Linked DNA regions of Homo sapiens: all the other regions are linked to region 1. The links are chromatin contacts, found by Hi-C or POLR2A ChIA-PET in ENCODE. All regions are on one chromosome and are shown on one strand. Each heading gives the region's core, a stretch centred on a gene start or an enhancer-like site at or near the end of the contact. The rest is flanking DNA. Distances are from core to core; before and after follow the strand shown. Region 1 holds the start of CYFIP2 (cytoplasmic FMR1 interacting protein 2). Region 2 has its middle 13 kb from the start of THG1L. Region 3 overlaps ADAM19 (ADAM metallopeptidase domain 19).

Region 1 (4,567 bases), core at 2,068-4,567:
TGAGACAGAGTTTTGCTCTTGTTGCCCAGGCTGGAGTGCAACAGTGTGATCTCGGCTCACTACAACTTCCACCTCCCGGGTTCAAGCAATTCTGCCTCACCCTCCTGAGTAGCTGGGATTACAGGCGCTCGCCACCATGCCCAGCTAATTTTTTGTATTTTTAGTAGAAACTGGGTTTCACTATGTTGGCCAGGCTGGTCTCGAACTCCTGACCTCAGGCAATCCACCTGCCTCGGCCTCCCAAAGTGCTGGGATTATAACTTGAAGCTTTTCTAAAACACAAGGTAATGTTGCCACATGGACAACATGTGGGCCACAGCTTTGCAAGTACCAAAGCAATTCTTATTGATATCCTCTACCATTTCATTGCTGATGCACAGCTTGGGGTTGGATGTGAAGGAAATCTGAAGGCAGTAGACAGACAGCTATACATTTCAGTGGCAAAGTTTAAAAATGTCACCTATGGGTGTTCATTCCATCCATTTTTACTGAACTCCTGTTAAGTACCAGGCTCCAAGGATGCAATGGGAAAGCAAGACAGACATATCCCTGCTCCCTTAGATTTTATGGTCTCATGGTGGAATACAGGGAAGTGTGTTGACAATTATAATGCAGACTAATACGTGGGGTGATAGAGGGAGCCCAGGCAGCTAAGGACACATAGACAACTAATCTCAAGCTAACCCAGACATGTAGGAATCTTGGAGGAAGCGACATCTAGAGGAATACCAGGAAGATGAACAGAACTTCATCAGGTAAACTGGGAAAAAGTGTGGAATGTGGAGGGAGGGAATGGGGGGACAGAAACTGCCATTGAAGAAGCCTTGCATGTACGAATGTCGAGCACAACAGAGAACACAGCAAGTTTGAGGAACTAAAAGCTGTTCCTTTTAGCTGAAGCACAGCAAGCTTGTTCACATGGAGAGATAGCTGCCAGCTCTTAAAGACCCTCTCCGGCCACTGGAGAGTTTGGGCTTCATCGGGGGGCAGTGGGGAGCTAGGGAAGTGCCTTAAGCCTGGGAGGGACGTGCCCTTTAACTCATGTAATTTTCCACATTCAGAGGGAAGTTGGAGAGCATCCAACTTACTTCACTTAACAGGTGAGGAAACAGGGGTGAGGCTCCTTGCCTAAGATCATTCTTCTGTTAGTTGCAAAACTAGAACCAAAAGGCAAGCCTCTGGATTTCCAACACAGTGGCTTCAAAAGACCATACTGCTCTCCTTTATACACAAATAGAACTCAGAGGTCGGAGTTATTTTTGCCTAAGATCTAACCAAATATATATGTAATAGTCTTTTCTGTTTTTAGGCAACTTGTTCCTGAAGGTGAAAAGACAGGGAAGGAACAACAGGGAGAAATACGTCTTCCAAAAAACTATACCATCTGCAATAATATGCCCCTTAGAATGAAAATCTGATTTATTGGGATTCTCATTGTTAAGTATTTGTAATCACTGAACTTGAAATCCCAAGGATCACGGTGGAAAATGAAACATTTTTTAAAAAGGAAACCTCAGTTCTGTTTTTAAACCCATCCTCCACAAACACCCCCACAGCTTTTCACACTGAACCAGGGAAGAAATGTATGTGTGTGTATATATATATATATATAAGTCATTTTTTTCCGAAATAGCAATTTGAATTGGAATTAGCGATTTAAGATCAAACCACAAGGAATTATGGATTCTGAGCACGTGGGAAATAAGGTGAGATCAGTAAAGGAAAGCAAAGGCTTCCACAAGTCCTTTGCTGGAGCTTGAATAACGGGGCTCCTCCACAAATTGCCCTTATTAGGAACAGCTGAGTGATTAAGTATAAATTTGTGGGCCTTAGGAAACCACTCCTTATATCTACATACACTCCACAATGTCTCAAATGTTTTCAAATTATTTACCCTGTAAGGTATAAAGGGCAACTGTTATTCCCTGTGTTGCAGATACGGTGACCTCTGTGGAGCAGAGTGGTGAAGTGACCTGCTCAGGTGTCTCAAGGTTAGAATTTGGTGCAGCCTGACTTCAGCCTGGTCTGAAGGCCTACCAGGCTGGATTTCAATGAGAATTGTTTCTTTCTCTTTTTCTTTTCTCTCTTTCTTTCTCTTCTTTCTTTCCTTCTCTTCTTTCTCTCTCTTTCTTTTTCTTTCTTCCTTTCTCTCTCTCTCTCTCCCCCCGTCTCTCTCTTTCATTCTTTTTTTTTTTTTTTTGAGACAGAGTCTCACTCTGTCACCCAGTCTGGAGTGCGGCGGCAGGATCATAGCTCACTGTAGCCTCAATCTCCCAGGCTCAAGCAATCCTCCCACCTCAGCCTCCTGAGTAGCTGGGACAAAAGGTGGATGCCACCACACCCATCTATTTTTTTTTTTTTTTAATTTTTAGTAGAGATGAAGTTTCGTTGAGTTGCCCAGGATGGTCTCCAATTCCTGAGCTCAAGCAATCCTCTCTCCTCGGCCTCCCAAAGTTTTGGTATTACAGGTGTGAGCCACCGCTGGGCAGATAATTGCTTCTTTAAAGAGCCCGACACGGCAGATAAGCCTTGAAGAGAAAGGTACCTGTCCTCTCAGTGCTTCCTGCCACCTATTTGTCCGTTAGGCAATTCTTCCAGAATGAAGTTGAGGCAGGCCCCTGTAAAAGAGGTGGCAGCTTCAGGGACTCTTCTCCAGGGAACTGGAAGGGAGCGGAAGAACTTATTCTTAAGCGAAGGAGCCCTATCAGCGACCAAGCTCAATTGGTGGAAGGCCCCTTCCCCTAGCCCCAGTTGCATCTTCTGTCACTTCACCCTGCTCCTTCTCCTCAGAGCACTTTGGGCTGTAACTGGACGTTTGCTAGGTTAATTTACACCTGTTTCTCCTGGCAGGTGATAAAACTCCAAGGGGGCAGGACCCTGTCTTTTGTACACCAGTGCACACCCAAGTCCTGGCACGGTACTTGGAACAGGATAGGTAATCAATAAAGACTGGGTTGATAAAAGAGCACTTGGAAATCATGTGGGGCCAATAAGATCCGAACGCGGCCGAAGCTCTCGTCCTCGGGTTGCTGCAGGTGTGGTTCCCGGTGATGGAGGCCGTGGAAGAAGCCTTCCCTCCCTTTCCCGCCCCCAGGGCAGGAAGCCTGGGGGCTGAGCGGTCCTCCGAAACCGAGAGGCAGGTCCTGGGTGCGCCGGCGGTACAGCGGAGAGCGTGGAGAGACCCTCGCCGCAGCCATTTCCTGCCCTTTGTGTGACAGCCGCTGCGGCGAAGGGGCGGGCGCTGGGTGGGGGCGGAGCCGCGGCGGGCGGAGCAGCGGGGCCGGGGCGGGGCCGAGCGCGGCGCAGCGGAGCGGGGCAGAGCATCCTGCGCCCCGGCGCGGGGCCCTGCGGTAGCCTCAGGCCCCTCCCCTGGACCCGCCGCAGAGCCAGGTAAGCGGCCCTCGCAGGCCTCGGGCCGGGCACGGGGACTAGGATGCCGCCGGGGACGGGGATGAGGCCGTGAGGATGCGCGAAGGGCCGCCCCCTCTCCCGGCCCGCGGGGGGCGCTCGGCGCTGTGCCCGGGCTAGCCCGAGGCCCGGCCTCAGGCCCCACGCGGCCCCTTTCCCCCTCGGACCCACCGTGCGTCCCGCGGCACGGACCCTCTGCCCGGGAGGCGCGGGCACATCGCGGAGCTCCGGCGCGGCGGCGGGGGAGCCGCAGCAGCAGGTGCGCGGCCTGGGCCGGAGCCGCCAGCCCGGGAGGAGGCGGTGCTAATCTCAGGGACCGGAGACACCTGCAGCGGCCGCGAGCCCGGCAGCGGCGACATCCTCGAGTCCAGGTACTGCAGAGCGCTGGCCCCTGCCTCTGCCGCCGTGACCACCGTCACCTCCCCCAGGGCCAGCGAGAGCCGCCTGGGCCCGCCTGGCAGCCGCCTCGGGCACACAGAACGTGTGATGGGTGGGGCGAGGGGCGCAGCGTCGATGTTTGGGGGCGGAGGGCTTTGATGAGAGAGGAGCAGGTCTGACCCGCTTGGAAGCTTTCTGGCCTACACTAGCATCGCTCACCAAGCTGGCTGCGGGCACGGTGGAAGTGGGGGAAGGGGATGAGTGGGCTGACTCCTGGGGGAAAAGGTGGTTTTTTTCTTGAGCTCTGAAGAACCAGGAAGATGCTTGCCTGTCTGTTGTGGCGTCTACTTTTCAGGTCAGCCCTACCCCTCACCCCAAAGAACAGCCCACCTATGTGCAAAAGAAGAGGAGGAGGTGCTCTCTGCTTGGGGATGGGGGCAGGTAGCATGTTCCACATAAGTATGGCCCTCTATATCCAGAACCCGGCTGGAAAGGACACTGACAGCCCAGGTGCCTCCCCAGCACAGGGAATCTGATTTTGACCTTTGCTTGCCTACTTTCCCCAGCACAGTGGAAACACTCACCAGGGCTGATGAGCCATCAGCTGTCCTTCCAGCTAGGCCAAGAATGGGACAAGGATCTTTTTCTGCTAGTTCCTGGGTGCCTGTGCCCTCAGCATGGGCAGGGAGACGGAGGCAGGCCTGCTGGCAGGAGGGGCAAATCAGGAGACTGTCGGTTCCTGTGTTCCCATTTCCTGCCTCCTGTCTGTGTCCCAGTTAGG
Region 2 (4,567 bases), core at 1,265-3,764, 450 kb after region 1:
TCCCATATATAGTACTGCAGGAAGTTATTGTATCTCTTGTAGGTATCTGATAAGTAAGGAGAATAATGCTTCTCAACAAGGCGGCTGAGAGGATGGGTCTAGAAAATGTATCCTGAGTGCTTAACACAGCACCAGGGACATAGCATGTGCTAACTATTTTATTGGAGCAGGAGAGTGTTGTGGCTAAAAGTGCAGACTTTTAATCCCTATAAGCCTCTGTTTGTTTTCTCATTTGTAAAATGGATTATTCTGAGGATGAAAAAGGATGACCTGTACAAGGTTTATGCAGCATCACATAGCAATTTGCGAGTGCTCAAAAAAATGGCAGTTATCTTTACCATAACCAGTTTCCTGATTCATCTTAGTTCAATATTGATCTATTATGTTTATTCTATCAGTTCATTCAAATATGCCCTGTCAAATCATTCTGGTTCATCCTTAACGGACATTTGGCAGATTTCCTAATCTTCCTGTCACTTTGATAATTTAAAGCTCAGTTTCTGCAGTCCAAATCTGTGATCTCAATTATTATTATTATTATTTTTCAGACAGAGACTTACCCTGTCTCTGTGCGGTGGCACCATCTCAGCTCACTGCAACCTCCACCTACCAAGCTCAAGGGATTCTCCTGCCTCAGCCTTGTCAAGGACAATCCTTGACCTTTCTTGGCTTGTAGATGCATCACTCCAGTCTCTGCTTCCTTCCTCAGGTGCCATTCTTCCTCTCTGTGTGTGTCTCTGTTTTCTTATAAGAAAACCAGTCATAGTGGGCTAAAGGCACATCCTAATGACCCCATTTTAATTGCTTACAGTAGCCAATAGGGCAAAGACCCTACTTCCACATAAAGTTACATCCACAGATATATGGGTTAGGACTTCAACATATTTTAGGAGAGTCACAATTCCACCCAGAACATGTAGAAAAGTTAAAAAAATATATAATGGATACCCATAAAACCACCACTAGATTCAATAGTTGTTAACAGTTTGCCACTTTTGCTTTTACTACCAATCTACTTTTTTACTGTTACTATCTCATCCCTAAATACTTCTTAGTGTGTCTCCTAAGATTAGTCTTTTACACACTACATTATCATACCTGTAAAATTTAAAATTCCCTAGTATCCACTAATAAAGAGTGGCAATAGATTATATTATTACTCAAAAGTATTCACTTTCCTCTTCTCTATGGGAAGATGACACACTCTTCCCCTATAATCTTAGCGCTTGGCCATATTGCTTCAGCAAACATATTGTGAGCAGCAAGATGCACATTGTGCGGTGTAGAAGCTTTTCTAATCATTTCCTGGGTTTTGGGGTAAGACACAGGGATCAAAACAGCTATCAGGAATATAACCATAGTCAACTGGCAGTACAAGTGACTTGAACAGGAAATAAACTTTTGTTTTACAAACCACTAAAACCTAGGGTTGTTTGTAATTGCAGATTTCCCCAGTGAATTTAGAGCTGTTTTTAATGGTTTTTAGGCCAGTATCCAGTCAAGAGTTTTGCATTGTATTTGGTTGTTATGTCTCTTAAATCTCTTATTCTGGAACAGTCCCCACTTACCTTTTCTATTTTTTTTTTTTTTTTTTTTTTTTTGAGACAGTGTTGCTCTGTTGGCCAGGCTGGAGTGCAGTGGCACAATCTTGGCTTGCTGCAAACTCTGCCTCCCAGGTTCAAGCAATTCTCCTCCCTCAGCCTCCTGAATAGCTGGGATTACAGATATGAGCCACCAAGCTGGCTAATTTTTATATTTTCAGTGGAGACAGGGTTTCCCCATCAAGGCCAGGCTTGTTTCCAACTCCTGGCCTCAAGTGATCCACCCGCCTTGGCCTCCCGAAGTGCTAGGATTACAGGCGTGAGCCACCATGCCCAGCCCTCCACTTACCTTTTCTTTCTTCCCTGTTTCTCCTCCTTTTTCATTTTCCTTTTTTCTCCTAGGACACATGTTCAAAGATATTGTTCTTCTTGATAAAATTTACTTTTGAAGAAGCCAAGTCAGTGATCTTACATAATACCCTGCATCCTGAATATGTCTGATTATGTTCTTTTGGCGTGTGTGTTTTTGTTTTGTTTTGTTTTTTTAAGATGGAGTTTTGCTCTTGTCACCCAGGCTGGAGTGCAATGGTGCTATCTTGGCTCACTGCAACCTCTGCCTCCTGGGTTCAAACGATTATCCTGCCTCAGCCTCCCAAGTAGCTAAGATTACAGGCACTATCAATACAATTGCAATACAATTGCAATCAATTATAGTTATTATTTTTATCAATGCCCAAATTATCGCATATTTGGCCAGTGGGAACCCCTTTAAGCTGGCTCATCTTTTTTGAGATACACTCATTAGTCTGAGCATTTCCTTCCTTTCTGGGACAACACAGTGTCCCAGGCTCGCCTAGAATTTCCTCTGCCACAATGTGGAGCCAGCCATTTCTTCAAGGAGTTTATTTTCATTTTCATGGGGAATGGTAATTTGAAGTTAAGATCTGGATGCTTACTGCTTCTGGAGTGTCATTTTATCTCCACCCAATGGACAGAGCTGGGAAATACACTTTATTTTTTTGAGACATTATCTGGATCTGTCGCCCAGGCTGGAGTGCAGTGGTGAGATCTCAACTCACTGCAAGCTCCTCCTCCCTGGTTCAACCGATTCTCATGCCTCAGTCTCCCGAGCAGCTGGGATTTACAAGCATGCCCCACTATGCCAGGCTAATTTTTGTATTTTTAGCTCAGAGTTTCACCACATTGGCCAGGATGGTCTCAATTTCCTGGCCTCAAGCAATCTGCCCGCCTTGGCCTCCCAAAGTGCTGAGGTTACAGGCATGAGCCGCCGCACTGGGCCTGGAAAATACATTTTTAAAAATCATGAATTCAGGGCCGGGCATAGTGGCTCACACCTGTAATCCCAGCGCTTTGGCATGCGGATAGCTTGAGCCCACAAGTTGGAGACCGGCCTGGTTAACATGGGGAAACCCTGTTTTTTCTTTCTTTCTTTTTTTTTTTTTTGCTTTTAAGGAGCGGAGAGTTTAATAGGTAAGAAGGAAGGGAGAAGACAGAAGAAAGAAGCTCCCCCATACAGAGACACAGGGATGGGGGCTCCAAAGCTGAAAGAGGAGGTCCCCACCTGGCAGGGACACCAGCCAGGTATATATGCAGAGGCTGGAGGTGGTGTTTGATTTGCACAGGGCTCAAGGGATTGGTTTGACTAGGCATGACATTCACGTAGCCTGTAAAAAAGCTGACCCTCCCACCCTAGCCTTTTAATATGCAAATGTAGGGCGCCATGATGTTCTACACTCCTGGGGATATTTGGAGGTGGCCATGTTGCCAGGAACATGTGGGGAAAGGGCAGGAAGGCCACAGGAATCTCCATGTTTGGGTGGGCCCACTTTCTAATGGTCAGTATTTGCATATCAAAGGTTGGTGGGCTGCTGCTAAGAGCCAGGGATTTAAGAGAAACTTTTCCAGAGATGCTTTAAAAAACAAAAGCTTCCCTTGGCCAGGCACGGTGGCTCACGCCTGTAATCCCAGCACTTTGGGAAGCCGAGGCGGGAGGATCACGAGGTCAGGAGATAGAGACCATCCTGGCTAACACAGTGAAACCCCGTCTTTACTAAAAATACAAAAAAAAAAAAAAAAAATTAGCCGGGTGTGGTGGTGGGCACCCGTAGTCCCAGCTACTCAGGAGGCTGGGCCAGGAGAATGGGGTGAACCTGAGAGGCGGAGCTTGCAGTGAGCCGAGATTGCGCCACTGCACTCCAGCCTGGGCAACAGAGTGAGACTCTGTCTCAAAAAAAAAAGAAAAAAAGAAAACTTCCCAAGGACCTCTCTTCCTACAACATTCCCCGCTATGGAGATGCCACACTAACTGCTGTTAGAGGGTTTTGGGTTATGGTTCTTTCTGGCTACTTTCTGCTGAAAAGGGGAGTCACATGGGGGAACAGCAGCTAGGGCTCCTCCTGGGGTGGATCTAAGGGTCCTCAGAAGAATGGCATCTCCATGTGTGTTTCAGTTTACAGCACCGTTTGGAGTTTGATTGCTTCTAGGTGAGAAGAAACAATTTGAGTTATAGTATTGAGTATATAGGCTCCAAATATCAATACAAGACATATAAGCAAGAGAGTGCTTAAAAAAGGGGTTAACCAATTCCATAAAGAAGACTGGAATTTATTAAAAAGGGATTGTAGCCACTCAGAGCTGAAGCTGTCATTTTTCCTGAGCCTGTCAATAATTATGATTTGATTTTTTTTTTTTCTGAGATGGAGTTTTGCTGTTGTTGCCCAGGCTGGAGTGCAATGGTGTGATCTCGGCTCACTGCAATCTACGCCTCCCGAGTTCAAACAATTCTCCTGCCTCAGCCTCCTGAGTAGCTGGGATTACAGGTGCGTGCCACCATGCCCGGCTAATTTTTTGTACTTTTAGTAGAAACAGGAATTCACCATGTTGGCCAGGCTGGTCTCGAACTCCTGACCTCAGGTCATCTGCCTGCCTCAGCCTCCCAAAGTGCTGGGATTACAGGCATGAGCTGCCATGCCCAGCTGATTTGATTTTTAAGTACCTGTAGATTT
Region 3 (4,567 bases), core at 1,070-3,569, 280 kb after region 1:
ACAAGAATTGTCTCCTGTACTATGTCAAGGCCTTCAACTTCTCGCCTTGGACAAGAAGAAAAGAAGCCCAACAGGAAAATGTAAAAATAAAGCAAAGCACAAACCCCAGCTTTGTGAAGAGAAATTCTCATTCACATGGAAACTTTGGGTCAGTGGCTAACCTGCCAGAATCTGTCTCCCAGTCCTTTCTCTTTCTCCTTAGCATCTAACTAGTCCAAGATTTGAGGGAGGAGTCACCCATTTGCCTGAGGGAGAAAAGCTGTAAGCCTCATGAGGGCAGAGGCCAAGCAGTTTTGCTCACTGGTTTATGTCAGTGCTTAACATTTGTTCAATGAGAAAACCACTTAACTAGTTACCGAATGAATGGATGGATGAGTAGTTCAGTGTACTAGCAGCTTAGAGCATGGTCTGGAGACTGGAAAACTGAAGTTTTGATTCCAGCTCTGACATTCACTGCCTCTACGGCCGTGAACAAGTACATGTATGTCTCTGAACCTTTGTTTCCTCTTACACAAAAAAGAGGATGATATACTCATTTGATAGGGCTGTGATGAGGATCAAACAACATAATAAATGTAGCAGACTTAATGCCATGCCTGGCACAAAGTGGAGCTGGGTAAAAGTTAGTGATAATCATTATTGCTTTCAACAGGGATTATGACAGAAGAACCCAGAAAGTTTCTCTCTCTAACTTTCCCCAGCCATGAACTCTCCAGTACATCACTTAAGAGAGGTGGTAAAACGCAATGTGCTCATTCCTGCAGCCCATTTCCTGGGTTTGCTTTCACAGACTGCGCCATGTACAGCTGGTCAGGAGTTCAGAGTTTAATAGTTCATTCCAGGTGCCAGTGGGGAAGTGTGAATTTTCCCACAGAAAATGCACTCCTGGTAAAAATATTCTCAGCCTCTTCTGAGACTTAGCAAGGGGGGAGAAATCATTCACCCAGTGACATTACCCCATCATCACAGGCCTCTCTGACCCTCAGCACTGAAAGGAACCCTAGAAATCATGTAGTCAAACCCCAATTACACTGTGAGCTCCCCAAAAACAGGGACCTTGTGTCTTTGAAGTCTTCTCCCCGGCCCCCAGCACCTAGCAAGCAGGCAGTACATGTGCATTCTGTGAATGAGTGAATAAACTCGCAAACGAATGAATGAACCTTTTATCTCGTGTAGGAATCTGCCAAATGGCTATTCACCACTGGACACCTCCAGGGAGAGGCTACTCCTGAGACTACCCACTCCATTTCTGACCACATACAGTAGTTTAATGTTTTACTCCGGATTAAAAACTACACCTCTGTCACTGGCACCCACAGGCCTTCATTCTGGCCTCTGAATCTACATAAAACAATCCGCTTTCATTTTCCACCTAATCACCCTTTCTGAAGCAGCAATATCAGCATCATCTAGAAACTAGTTAAAAATGCAAATTGCCAGGCTCCACCCAGACTCATGAATCAGACAGAAACTCTAGGGTTAGGGCCAGCCATCTGTTTGAACAACTCTGCAGCTCCCCCAAGCTAGGTCCACATACGCCCATGTGTCCAGGTGCTGCTCTCAGAACCAAAGGACGCTGCTGTCCCACAGAGAGGAGGGCACATGGTCACTGAGCAGCCCGGCCCAGCCCAGCTGCCCCATTCTCTGACCACATCTTGTTCTCATCTCCTCCCTGACGAGGGGCTGGCTCAGCAGACCGGCAGGAAGCCGTCTCTCACCATTGGATTGCATTAGGATTTTCAGGAAACGACTTGTGAGTGATGTGCATCCAGGAAGAGAAAGGACTGTGCAAGATTTCCCATTCCGCCCACTCCTTTTTTCTAGCTTTAAAAGAAAAGCAATTTCTGTTCTACCCTGCTGCCCCCTGCTCTGTCTGCTCTGTGCTCAGGAGCCCACGGACAGGCAGAAATCAGTAGGACACTCTGCCATGTCTCGGCACCATCATAATAATAGCCAGCACTAGAGTTGAGCAAAATCTGGGTCATTTAGATTCCAAAGTCCCTGAGCAAAACCTGCATCTTCAGACTCCCACCTAGGAAAATAAGCTACCCCCAAATACCGGACATAAAACATTAGGTCACTCTCTAGGGAAGAAGAACTGGAACCTGTACAAGCAGCCAGGCCCTGAAAGTACACTGCAGCCTGAAAACAGCTCAGACCCGTCTTTCCTAAGGCTCAGAAGCTTCAAACTCAGGACAATTCCTTTAAGTTCTATTTATCGTCAGACAAATTTCAAATGCCTCTCTAGGCTAAACCACCCTCTAGAGAGGAAGGAGCAGTGACACTAAAATGAATTTGCAAAACATCTTCTGGGAGCTCAAACCTTCTTCCTCCTGCTTCAGATAAGCAAACCAGTGAAGATAAAGTGATAACAATTTCCCATTTACCTTGAAAAACACCCTCTGCAGACGAGCTCAGCATAGGCGAGCATCACTCTGCTCATCTCAGTAGCAAGTTTTGCTGACACCTCCTTTCTCTGGGCCTTTCTCTATCTAATTCTTCCAAGAGTCTCCAGGCATTTATACCCTGATGATGCCTTGGGAGGTCCACTTTTCTGGTCTCTCTTATTTCACCTGGAGGGTCTTCATCCTGCCTATGTTAGTAATAATGTTCTCACCATGCGACTTAGCCCAACAACTGCACAACACCTGGAAAGACTGTTCAAAAATACACAATCCCCTCCCTTTTCTAGGGAAGGATTAAGAAATCTGTATTTTTAATAGTTTTTTTTTTTTCAGGTGATTTATGTTTTCGGGTTCTGGGAATTATTCTACTCCATTTGAGCAATTTTAACATTTTTAATTCTTTTTTTTATTTCTAGCCTCCTAATCACCTTCCAAAAGTCTAAAGATGGTGCTAACCCAGCATAGAGGGAAAGTCGGAATGCTTTGGTTTAAGCAGCAGCTGCACTAGGCAACTGCCCTTCCAAAGCCTGGAAATGAAGCAAAAGATGACTATGGTTCCTCTCAATGTCACACAAGCGTACAGCCAGGGCTGGGTGCAATGGCTCACGCCTCTAATCCCAGGACTTTGGGAGGCCGAGGCAGGTGGATCACACGAGGCCAGGAGTTCCAGACCAGCCTGGACAACAGGGCGAAAGCCCGTCTCTACAAAAAAAAATAGCCAGGTGTGGTGGCGCGCACCTGTAATCCCAGCTACTCAGGAGGCTGAGGCAGGAGAATCGCTTGAACTCGGGAGGCGGAAGCTGCAGTAAGCTGACATTGCACCACTGCACTCCAGCCTGAGTGACAGAGCCAGATTCTGTCTCAAAACATTAAATTAAAAAACACTAAGGGAGCACAGCCAAGCCTTAGACTCTCAGAGGCCTGTCTACGGTTCTCTGGACTTTATGGGAAGAGTGTGGCTTTGAAAGATGTACTATTTACAATTAATTAGGACAGCCCTTGTTCCACTCTGTAAAATCAGATGTTAACTTGTAAAAACTTAATAAGATACAACAGAAATGCAAATATTTCCATCTAGTAGAAAAGATAACCCCAAAGGTTATGATTTTACAGCCCCTAGGATATTAACTAGTTTTGTGTCTAATTTAGCAATCTTATCTCAGCATTCCTTTTTTCACTATTAAATACACACACACCGCCACACAAATACGTCTTAGTTTCCCTTATCCAATTTTAAACCAGTTTTATCATCTTGCTGGTTAGCCCATTAATTAGATAAATAAAACTTCGAGAAGTGCTCACTATGTATTTGTATAAAAATTGTTTTCACGTGAGCCACATAAACCCCCTCCATTTTCTAGACTGCAAAATGAACAGACTAATAATCACCATCAGTATCACAGCGATGCTGAGGATCAAATGAGAAAATACATTCAAATCCTAGCTCTTATAAGTCGTGTGAATTCAGACTGGTCAGTAACTTCTCCGTGCCTATGGTTTCTCATCATAAAATGAGGAGAATGACAAAATCTACTTCACAGTGCCCCTGTAAGATGTTAGAATAGTGCCTGGCATATAGGAAGATCATATGAACAAATGTGAAAGAATTATTTGTAAAGTAGAAAGTATTTGTGCTTTACAAATATTGCTATCATTTTCTCCAGCACTAGCTATATATACACGTGGCAAAATCTTGATCATTGTTAAATCTAGGTAATGGGCATCTGAGGTTTATAATACTAGTCTCTCTCCTTCTGGGTTTGTAAATTTTGACAATATTTTTTAACTGGCTAGGTGATACGGTGCAAGTCACAAACTACTCAGCCTCAGTTTCCCTTTCTATCAAGCAGAAATGGCAATGCCCAGGACAGACAGGTACTGGAAAGTGTCTCTGAAAAGCAGAGTGCTATTCTAATGTCATGGCCTGCACTAGTCTAGATTTGGGACAAAATAAATTCAGTGAGTATTGTTTTGTTTTCTAAGATGCTGAAAGAAAAGCAGGGAAGAGACAGCCAGAGCTGCTTCAGAACCAAGATTTCTACATCAGTACTCATTCCACCTCTGACTCCAAAGGAATGGAAACAAACCAACGTGCCAAAGGCATGGCCCTAAAGCCAAATAAGGGACTGATGAGTCCAGGGGGCTGCAAGCAGACACATTCC

What was found. Hi-C counts contacts between places; a loop is a spot of excess contacts on that map. ChIA-PET counts read pairs that join two places held with the same protein, here RNA polymerase II (POLR2A). Pooled maps may share reads with other maps.
Region 2: a pooled map shows a loop between it and region 1 (2.7-fold over the local background). The contact joins the enhancer-like site here to the promoter of CYFIP2 in region 1. A Hi-C loop is called at or near these places in 1 of 168 maps with a recorded cell type or tissue (MCF 10A) and 14 of 50 pooled maps. POLR2A ChIA-PET finds 5 or more read pairs at or near these places in 2 of 52 experiments (B cell and OCI-LY7).
Region 3: a loop to region 1 is called in a pooled map, with 2.8 times the contacts of the local background. The contact joins the enhancer-like site here to the promoter of CYFIP2 in region 1. A Hi-C loop is called at or near these places in 1 of 168 maps with a recorded cell type or tissue (naive thymus-derived CD4-positive, alpha-beta T cell), 4 of 37 single-sample maps with no recorded cell type and 11 of 50 pooled maps. POLR2A ChIA-PET finds 5 or more read pairs at or near these places in 3 of 52 experiments (B cell, T-cell and activated CD4-positive, alpha-beta memory T cell).

What each region holds. Positions count from the first base shown.
Region 1 is chr5:157,262,806-157,267,372 of GRCh38, forward strand. It overlaps CYFIP2 (cytoplasmic FMR1 interacting protein 2), which reads left to right and starts at 3,318. Exons shown (of 31, transcript NM_001037333.3): 1 at 3,318-3,390. RefSeq lists a silencer at 3,225-3,744 and an enhancer at 4,425-4,534.
Region 2 is chr5:157,716,162-157,720,728 of GRCh38, forward strand. No RefSeq gene overlaps it. Among named protein-coding and RNA genes, the nearest start is that of THG1L, 13 kb to the right of the region's middle. Within about 2 kb of position 2,515, at least 3 of the 41 ENCODE cell types and tissues checked have a DNase peak (open chromatin) inside an H3K27ac peak, as active enhancers do; they include B cell, where a contact is called at or near this core.
Region 3 is chr5:157,539,537-157,544,103 of GRCh38, forward strand. All of the region lies in intron 3 of ADAM19 (ADAM metallopeptidase domain 19), which reads right to left. Among named protein-coding and RNA genes, the nearest start is that of ADAM19, 34 kb to the right of the region's middle. RefSeq lists enhancers at 1,241-1,360, 1,501-1,600, 2,011-2,070, 2,231-2,340. Within about 2 kb of position 2,320, at least 25 of the 41 ENCODE cell types and tissues checked have a DNase peak (open chromatin) inside an H3K27ac peak, as active enhancers do; they include B cell, where a contact is called at or near this core.